Regions from separate parts of the Homo sapiens genome. Here region 1 is linked to region 2. Evidence: read pairs that join two places in POLR2A ChIA-PET (ENCODE). Cell type or tissue: endothelial cell of umbilical vein. All regions are shown on one strand. Each heading gives the region's core, and the rest is flanking DNA. Links, peaks and the distances in the headings are about the cores only.

Evidence for each region. ChIA-PET counts read pairs that join two places held together with the same protein. Peaks named below come from ENCODE experiments on the same cell type or tissue, not always from the same donor. Only the 100,000 strongest peaks of a DNase experiment are listed, where the experiment ranks them.
Region 1: POLR2A ChIA-PET joins it to region 2 with 8 read pairs; 2 of 35 experiments call an interaction of 5 or more read pairs at or near these places.

What each region holds. Positions count from the first base shown.
Region 1 is chr7:137,720,991-137,725,391 of GRCh38, forward strand. The region is part of intron 1 of DGKI (diacylglycerol kinase iota); the gene reads right to left. It also overlaps the pseudogene RPL6P19. Among named protein-coding and RNA genes, the nearest start is that of DGKI, 120 kb to the right of the region's middle. In endothelial cell of umbilical vein, for the core only: no CTCF peak of the experiment used is centred there; no DNase peak of the experiment used is centred there.
Region 2 is chr7:137,798,575-137,802,975 of GRCh38, forward strand. All of the region lies in intron 1 of DGKI (diacylglycerol kinase iota), which reads right to left. Among named protein-coding and RNA genes, the nearest start is that of DGKI, 46 kb to the right of the region's middle. In endothelial cell of umbilical vein, for the core only: no CTCF peak of the experiment used is centred there; a DNase peak (open chromatin) is centred at 2,667; H3K27ac peaks cover 523 bases.

The sequences.
Region 1 (4,401 bases), core at 298-4,297, 78 kb before region 2:
ATAGACTTACATAAAACAAATCATAGGATACCTTTTTGCATAACAACCTATCTTGGCAACCATTACCAGTCCATAAAGACTCACATCCTACTTTTTAACTGCTGTATTATATCCCATGGTTTGGACATCCTGTAATTCGGGAATTAATTTATCAGTTGTGCAAATTCAGGGAGGCCTCCACATTGTATTCTGTGTGAATGGCAGATCCTGGAGTTGTGCAAGGCCCTACACCACATTGTTTCTAATCCTACTACAAACAATCCTACAATGAATGTCTTTCTGTATAAAGGCTTGTGTGTCTGTACTAGTAACTAGTCTATCTGTAGAATAAAATCCTAGAAGAGAATTGATCAACTAATTGGTCCCTATAAATAACATCTTCTACCTGCCATCCTAAGCCAGAGATCTGGGAGTCATCCTCAATTTCTGTACACCTCCCACTTCTTCACCCCAAGTCACAAGGCCTGTTGATTTTACCTCAAACCTATACTATCTCTCCACTGCCTCTACCAATACCCTAGACCAGGTCATCATTACCCCTTTCTTGGACTATTGTGAGACCTTCCTAACGGTCTCCCTGCCCTCCACCTGCTTGCTTTCCAGCCCATCCTCTCATCCTCTACAGGGTCACCAATGTGACTGCTTAAAAAAGTAAATCTGTACACCTAACATTTTTGCTTAAAACCATTTAATGTTTCCCTTTGCCTAAGGTAAGTCCAAACTCAGCACAGCCTACCAGGCCTATACAATCTGGCCATTGCTTAATAACCAGGTTCAGCTCTTACCCTCTTATATGCCCAGTCTGTGCCCTGGTTACACTAAACCTGTCATGTCTTTCATGGAACTGGCAATGATCTGGCCCTTGGCACACATGGTTCCATTTGCCCAGAATGCTAACTTCTGCCTAATTCCAATCCTCCATCAAGCCAGCTAATACTCCATCCTCAGTCCTCAGCTTAGAAGTATAGCATAGTGAGCTCTTTCCCATCTTGCAAGATGGCGGGTGAAAAAGTTGAGAAGCCAGATACTAAAGAGAAGAAACCTGAAGCCAAGAAGGCTGATGCTGGTGGCAAGGTGAAAAAGGGTAACCTCAAGGCTAAAAAGCCCAAGAAGGGGAAGCCCCATTGCAGCCGCAACCCTGTCATTGTCAGAGGAATTGGCAGGTATTCCCGATCTGCTATGTATTCCAGAAAGGCCATGTACAAGAGGAAGTACTCAGCCGCTAAATCCAAGGTTGAAAAGAAAAAGAAGGAGAAGGTTCTTGCAACTGTTACAAAACCAGTTGGTGGTGACAAGAACGGCAGTACCCGGGTGGTTAAACTTCGCAAAATGCCTAGATATTATCCTACTGAAGATGTGCCTCGAAAGCTGTTGAGCCACAGCAAAAAACCCTTCAGTCAGCACGTGAGAAAACTGCGAGCCAGCATTACCCCCGGGACCATTCTGATCATCCTCACTGGACGCCACAGGGGCAAGAGGGTGGTTTTCCTGAAGCAGCTGGCTAGTGGCTTGTTACTTGTGACTGGACCTCTGGTCCTCAATCGAGTTCCTCTACGAAGAACACACCAGAAATTTGTCATTGCCACCTCAACCAAAATCGATATCAGCAATGTAAAAATCCCAAAACATCTTACTGATGCTTACTTCAAGAAGAAGAAGCTGCGGAAGCCCAGACACCAGGAAGGTGAGATCTTCGACACAGAAAAAGAGAAATATGAGATTACGGAGCAGTGCAAGATTGAGCAGAAAGCTGTGGACTCACAAATTTTACCAAAAATCAAAGCTATTCCTCAGCTCCAGGGCTACCTGTGATCTGTGGTTGCCCTGACGAATGGAATTTATCCTCACAAATTGGTGTTCTAAATGTCTTAAGAACTTAATTAAATAGTTGACTACGTTAAAAAAAAAAAAAAGTATAGCATAGTGAGTGGTGAAGTGCACAGGCTCTGGAAACAGACTACCATTTATTAGTTACCTATCCTGAGATAAATGAATCTACTTCTCTGTGCCTTATTTTCCCCATCTGTAAAATGGGACTAATTATATTATCAACCTCATAGATTTGTTGTGAGGATTAAATCAGTTAGAGTTCATAAAGCAGTAGATGGCTCATAGTAAGTGCTCAGAACCTGTTAGGTATGATGATGATGATGAAGTACCCTCCTCAGGGAGGCCTTCATGGAACCCTTAGACAAGGTTAGGTTCCTTTGCCATAGTAACTCTGTGTAATGAATGGGTCTAAAGGGTAGCTGAAGATGTACTGGTGATTAAAGCACTAAAGTGACTTTATTCATTCATTTGGTCATTCACTAATTTACCCAACACATTTATATGTGCAAACTCTGCTCCAGGCGCCATGCTAGACACTTGTGAGAACTGGGCAGACTCACTGTTGTTTCCAAGGCTGTCAAAATAAAAAGCCACGCAAATCAAAAACCAATTCCCTTGGTTACTGACGTTGCTATTCAGTCAGCTAGTATTTATGGAGCTAATAGTTACGCCTCATGTGCAGGAAGTCTTCTGGATGGTGGGCATAAAACAAAAAAGCCCAACAATGCCCCCGCTTGAGATAGCTTACTGCCTGGGAGACGAGTCAAACAACAAACAAATACACTCTTAGTATACAGTGAAATCATGACAGCAGTGATGAAGAACAAGATCAAGAGTAGGGCAAGGGATGCTGATTTTGATAAGGTATCATGATATCCCTTTTTTTTTTTTTTTTTTTTTTTTTTTTGAGACAGAGTCTTTCTCTGTCACCCAGGCTGGAGTACAATGGTGCAATCTTGGCTCACTGCAAACTCCGCCTCCTGGGCTCAAGTGATTCCCCTGCCTCAGCCTCCTGAGTAGCTGGGATTACAGGCACATATCACCATATCCAGCTAATTTTTTGTGTTTTAGTAGAGACGGGGTTTCACCATGTTGGCCAGGATAGTCTCGATCTCCTGACCTTGTGATCCGCCCACCTCGGCCTCCCAAAGTGCTGGGATTATAGGGGTGAGCCACTGCACCTGGCCCATGATTTCCTTTTGATAAGGTATCATGACATCCTCTGAGCAGACCCCTACATTAGGTAAGAGAGAGAGAGAGAGAGACAGTCAATTGAATATTTGGTAGAAGAACATTCCAGACAAAGGTAACTTGAAATGCAAAGTCCCTTAGATTTTTAGCTTGTTCAGGTAACAGCCAGAAAGTGGGTGAGGTTGGACCTCAGCAAGCGAGGGAGGAGGTGACAGGAGATAAGGCTGGAGAGGCATCTGGGGCCAGAGGCATTTATAGGCCATGGTGAGGACCTTGGATTTTCTAAGGGCAAAAAGAAACCAACATAAGTTTTTGAGCCAGGAAATGATATGAACATCTTTATGTTTTCAAGGGTCACATTCGCTGGTATGTGGAGAACATATCTGAATTAGTTTGAAAGGGGAGGGGTATAACTAGAGAAATCATTTAACAAGCTACTACAACAGTCCAGAAAGTGATGGCTTGGATTGGAGTGGTAACTGTGCTGGTGGTAAGAAGTGGTAAGATTCGAGGTATATCTTGAAAGCAGAGCCACTTGCTAATGGATTACTATTAATGAACTAATGATGAATTGTTGGTAAAAAAGAAAAGCCAAGGATGACTCAAGGTCCCAGGACAAATGGTGGTACATTTACTGAGATGGGGACATTGACAGAGGACCAAGTGTTTGGGATGTGATTGGAATTAGGCAGATGTGGTTTTGAACAAATTGAGTTTAAGATGCCTACAAGACTTCTAAGCAGAGATGTCAAGTAGGAGGTGTGGAGTGCAGGGGAGGCAAGCACTAGAGATGTACATTTGAACATCTGCAGCATATAAATGGTATATAAAGTTACAGGAACAGATGAAAGCCAAGTAGGGAGTAGCTGGGAATAAAGAAGAAAAGAAATGCTATACTCATACTGCACCCAGGGGCTCTCCAACAATTAGAAGTTGAGAAGGTAAGATCGTTTCTAGCAAAAAGACTAAAAAGAAGCAGCCAGTGATGGAGGAGGAAAAGCAGAGGAGAAAAGGGCAAAGCTCTTTATACAGAGGTGAGAAGGGGATGAGGTGGGGAGGGCGAGAAGGTTTGAAAAGGATTCCCTGAGGAACTCATCCCAGGTATTCTGTGGGTATTATCCCCCTTCTGCTCTTTAATACCACTCCCTCCCAAAGCCTGTGATTTCTCTTTCATACCTACTTCTTATGCTTCTTTCCTCCCTGCATTTTGAGTATCAAAATGTTGTCAACCTACGGGAGAAGTGATAAATCAGTGGAATCATCTGTAGCTTCAGAAGTCTACAGCTGAAGACATTTGAAATATATTCTTCTGGGCAGAGATACACCTGGGACCGCCTTGACAAAGGGTCAAAATAACCAGATTTTGCCTGGTCCAATCAA
Region 2 (4,401 bases), core at 253-4,252:
ACGCCTAGCTAATTTTTGTATTTTTTGTAGAGAGGGTATTTTATCATGTTGCTCAGGCTAGTCTTGAACTCCTGAGCTCAAGCAATCCACCCACTTCAGCCTCCCAAAGTGCTGTGATTACAGGCATGAGCCACTGTGTCCAGACTCTTTTAAATACATCAATGCAAAAATCCTCAACAAAATATTATCAAACCCAACCCAGCAACATATAAAAAGGATTATACCTATGATCAAGGAGATTTTACCCTAGGAGTGCAAGGTTAGTTTAGCACAGTAAAATCAATCAATATAATATACCATATTAATAGACTAAGTGACCAAACCCACATGATCATCTCAATAGACATAGAAATAGCATTTTTGTAAAAACCCAACATCTGTCCATGATTAAAAACCACTCAACAAAACTAGGAATATAAGGGAACGTCCTCAACCTAATAAAGGACATCTATTTTTTTAAAAAAACTCACTGCCAACATCACACTTAATAGTAAAAGACTGAATGTTTTCTCTCTTAGATAAGGCAAAAAAGATGTCTTCTTTCATCACTTCTATTCAACACAGTACTGGTATATTCATACAATTGAATAATATCCAGCAATTACAAGGAAGGAAGGCCTGATACATCCGATAACATAGATGAACCTTGAAATTATTATGTTAAATGAAAGAAGACAGTCACAAAAACTTACATTTGCATAATTCCACTTATTTGAAATGCCCAGAATAGGCCAATATACAGATAGAAAGTAGATTAGTGTTTGCCAGGGACTGTGGGGAACGGGGAAGTGACTATTAATGGGTACACAATTTCTTCTGAGGATGATTAAAAGATTGCCAAGAAAGTAGTGATGATAGTCAAACTCTGTGAACACACTAAAATATACAAAAGTGTACACTTTAAAAGGATGAATTTTATGGTATATAAATTGTATCTCATAATGTCATTATTAACAAAACCAGTCCAACTCCTCATAAGAACATACTGAGAACAGTTATTCTGCCTAGAATTTACTCTTTTAAAAGTGATTATTTTGATATTATGGTTCATCCATTTTGGGCTGGATTGGTTAAGAAGTCAATCACATGCTTTCCTAAGGAAAACTGATCAAAATCTGCTTCTGATGTAAGCCAGCCAGCCTCATCTACCAATCAAAGGAATGCTTGAATGAAAGGATGATTAAATGAGAGATTAATTACAACATCTCCCATACAACTTAGATATTGTTTGCTGTCCCATTAGGTGCGTCCATTTTGAATCTTTAGCCAGCTTTTTAATTCAATGAGATTATGAACCATGTATTTGAAGCTTTTGAAATCTTCTTCTATAATGATTAGTTCTATGCTAACTTTAAGTATTTAATGGCATTAGAAATCACCTGATTCAGTTTTTCAGTACGGTTCTCTCTAGACAACTGTTAGAAATAAAACAGGAAGCAAATACCAGGGGTGGCAGGGATAGGAGGCATGGTTGCTTTAGGACAACCAGGACCTTTTAAGGAGAATGAGAAATCTCAGGTACCCAAGAGATTTGGGGATTCCAATTTCCCCCCTATAGAATATGGCAAGGTTGGAGTTGAGATTGTTGCTCAACAGAATTGGCAAATACCTACTACATCCTTAGAACAAACTGGAGTGATATACCAGCCAAATGGGTTCTCACTGGTTACAGGCAAGGAGTGTAATATGGTTTGGATGTTTGTCCCCACCCAAATATCCTGTTGAAATGTAATCCCCAGTGTTGGAGGTGGGGCCTGGTGGGAGGCGTTTGGGTCATGGGGGCAGATCCCTCATGGCTTGGTGCTGTCCTCAGGATAGTGAGTGAGTTCTCAAGAGATCTGGTTGTTTAAAACTGTGTGCTACCTCCCCCCAACTCTCAGTTTTGCTCCTTCTCCTGCCATGTGAGACACCTGCTCCCTCTTCGATTTCCGCCATGATTGGAAGCTTCCTCAGGCCTCACCAGAAGCAGATGCCAGGGCTATGCTTTCTGTACAGGCTACAGAACCATGAGCCCATTAAACATCTTTTTTTACAAATTACCTAGTCTCAGGTTTTCTTTACAGCAATGCAAGAACTGACTAACACAGAGTGAAATGTTTTAATGTTCATGTTTAACAGGTATAAAACTAGACCTAGAAAAGACTGGCAAAACAGAGATTCAGCTGAGTCAAATCTTGTTGATATTGAAGTCTATTCCTAGGTTGTGCACTTTGATATTTCAAGTATGACCTTAACATTTTCTGCCCCCACCCAATGCTCCATCCAATGCTCATGATGCCCAATTATGCATCTCCCAGTTGATCCTCAATAACTATATACTCAGTAAAGTTTGGTAGCTAAATAATCCACCATTCTGTAGAATAAGAATTTTGTAGAATTTGAAGCAAAGAATTTCAGCCTCACCTTAGACAATATTCATCCCAAAATGAATGTTGTTCAACAGTGATCTAAGTGCTGATGCCCTTTCTGTAGAACAAGTGTCAGCACTCTGCAATTTTTCATTCTGCAAAGTGTTTTGTTCTATACTGTCTAATACAATCTTGTACTTCTCTTCCTATCACTCTTATGCACTGATTTGTCATTTTCACTTCAGGAGCCTGGGAAACTTTTGATGAAGCATGACTCATGGCTCAGGAAGAGAAAAGAAGGAAGTACCAGCTGATGCTAAGAGGCTGGAAGGTCAAATATTATACTTTCTTGCTCCCTGGAGTTGGAAATGGGATCGGCTTTCCTGAATCTCATTAGCTACTAGAAAGAGAAAAAAAAGATCAAGGTTTCAAAAGGAAGGAGCAAGGGGAAATGGATTTCATAAAACAACTGTGTCCTTTACATCATTACATAGCTATAAAGTATAGTGCAAAAATAAACAACAAAAGCATTAGTTCATTAGATGTAGGACCAGAAAGCTTGGGACCCTCCAGTTTCTAACCATGTGATTTTGAAAAATTAAACATCAGGTTTCAGTCCTCAGTCTCACTCTCCACAGAATAAATAATAATTCGGAGTGACCTGATAGTAAGTGGCATTATCACTCTCTCTGCCATCTGCTGACAGTCCTATGAATCAGGATGGAGATCAGTCTCTTTTATGATGTATAAGATTCCATATCCTGAATGGGAAACAAGGGAGTGTGTTTATATGCACAGGCTTGCACCCACTGGGGGTGAGAGCTGGGGAGAGAGGATTAGTAAATGTTCTGGAAGAAATCAATATGGGTTTGTGGCTGGGAAAAGCATCCTCCAAAAGAATTGCAGCCCTCAGCTCTCTCTCCTTGGCAAAAGCTTCAACTTTAGCATGTGCCCCCCTGCCCCATCACTCAGTGGAAAACTTTATGCAAAAAAATGCATTTTTGGAAGACACGAGCACACACGTGTTCATAGCAGCACAATTGGCAATTGCAAAAATATAAAATGGGCCTAAATGCCCATCAACCAATGAGTGGATAAAGAAAATGTGGTATAATTACAGCATGGAATACTACTCAGCCACAAAAAGGAATGAAACAATGGCATTTGCAGCAACCCGGATGGAGCTGGAGGCCATTATTCTATGTGAAGTAACTCAGGATTGGAAAACCAAATACTGTATGTTCTCTAAGTGGAAGCTAAGCTATGAGGAGGCAAAGACATAAGGATAATATATGAACTTTGGGGACTCAGAGGGAAGGGTGGGAGGTGGATGAGGGATAAAAGACTACACATTGTGTACAGTGTACACTGCTTGGGTGACAGGTGCACCAAAATCTCAGAAATCGCTACTCAAGAATGTATCCATGTAACCTAAAACCACCTGTTCCCCAAAAACTATTAAAATGATTTTTAATATCTTTCTGGGAATTATTCTTTTCCAGCTGCAAATTTACTACATCATGTCCACTTATTGCTGACTTTCTTTGTTACAGCTGTTTTGCACCTCAAATCATAATAATCCTCTATTTGTGACATTATAATTATCACTAAGTAACCAATTGTAATGTCATAAATAGGGTTATGGCTTTATGAGGACATGAGACTTGCCCATTAATTTGCAGAAGGTCCTGACTAATAAAGGGATATTCTCCATCATGAGAAAAGTGAAAGATGGTTTGTGAAAAACTGAGATTTTCCAGAGTAAATTTCTTATTAGTGCCAAATTATAGAAGTGGCTTCCTCTCCTACCGGCCTCTCTCCTCGAACTTCTTCCCTTGCTGGGAAGCTGTTCATCTCTGAGTCAGAGAAAATCTAACACCTGGCTGTTCCAACTGCACATCTTACTCTGGCCTTTATTTAATTGAATTTTATTTAACTAATACCTACTGATGTTCATTAATACAATTCATGAAGCACTATGCCAAATGCTACAAAGACAAAAAAATTAGATGAGAAAAACTCTCAAGAAAATTATAGTTTAGGAGGTAAAATA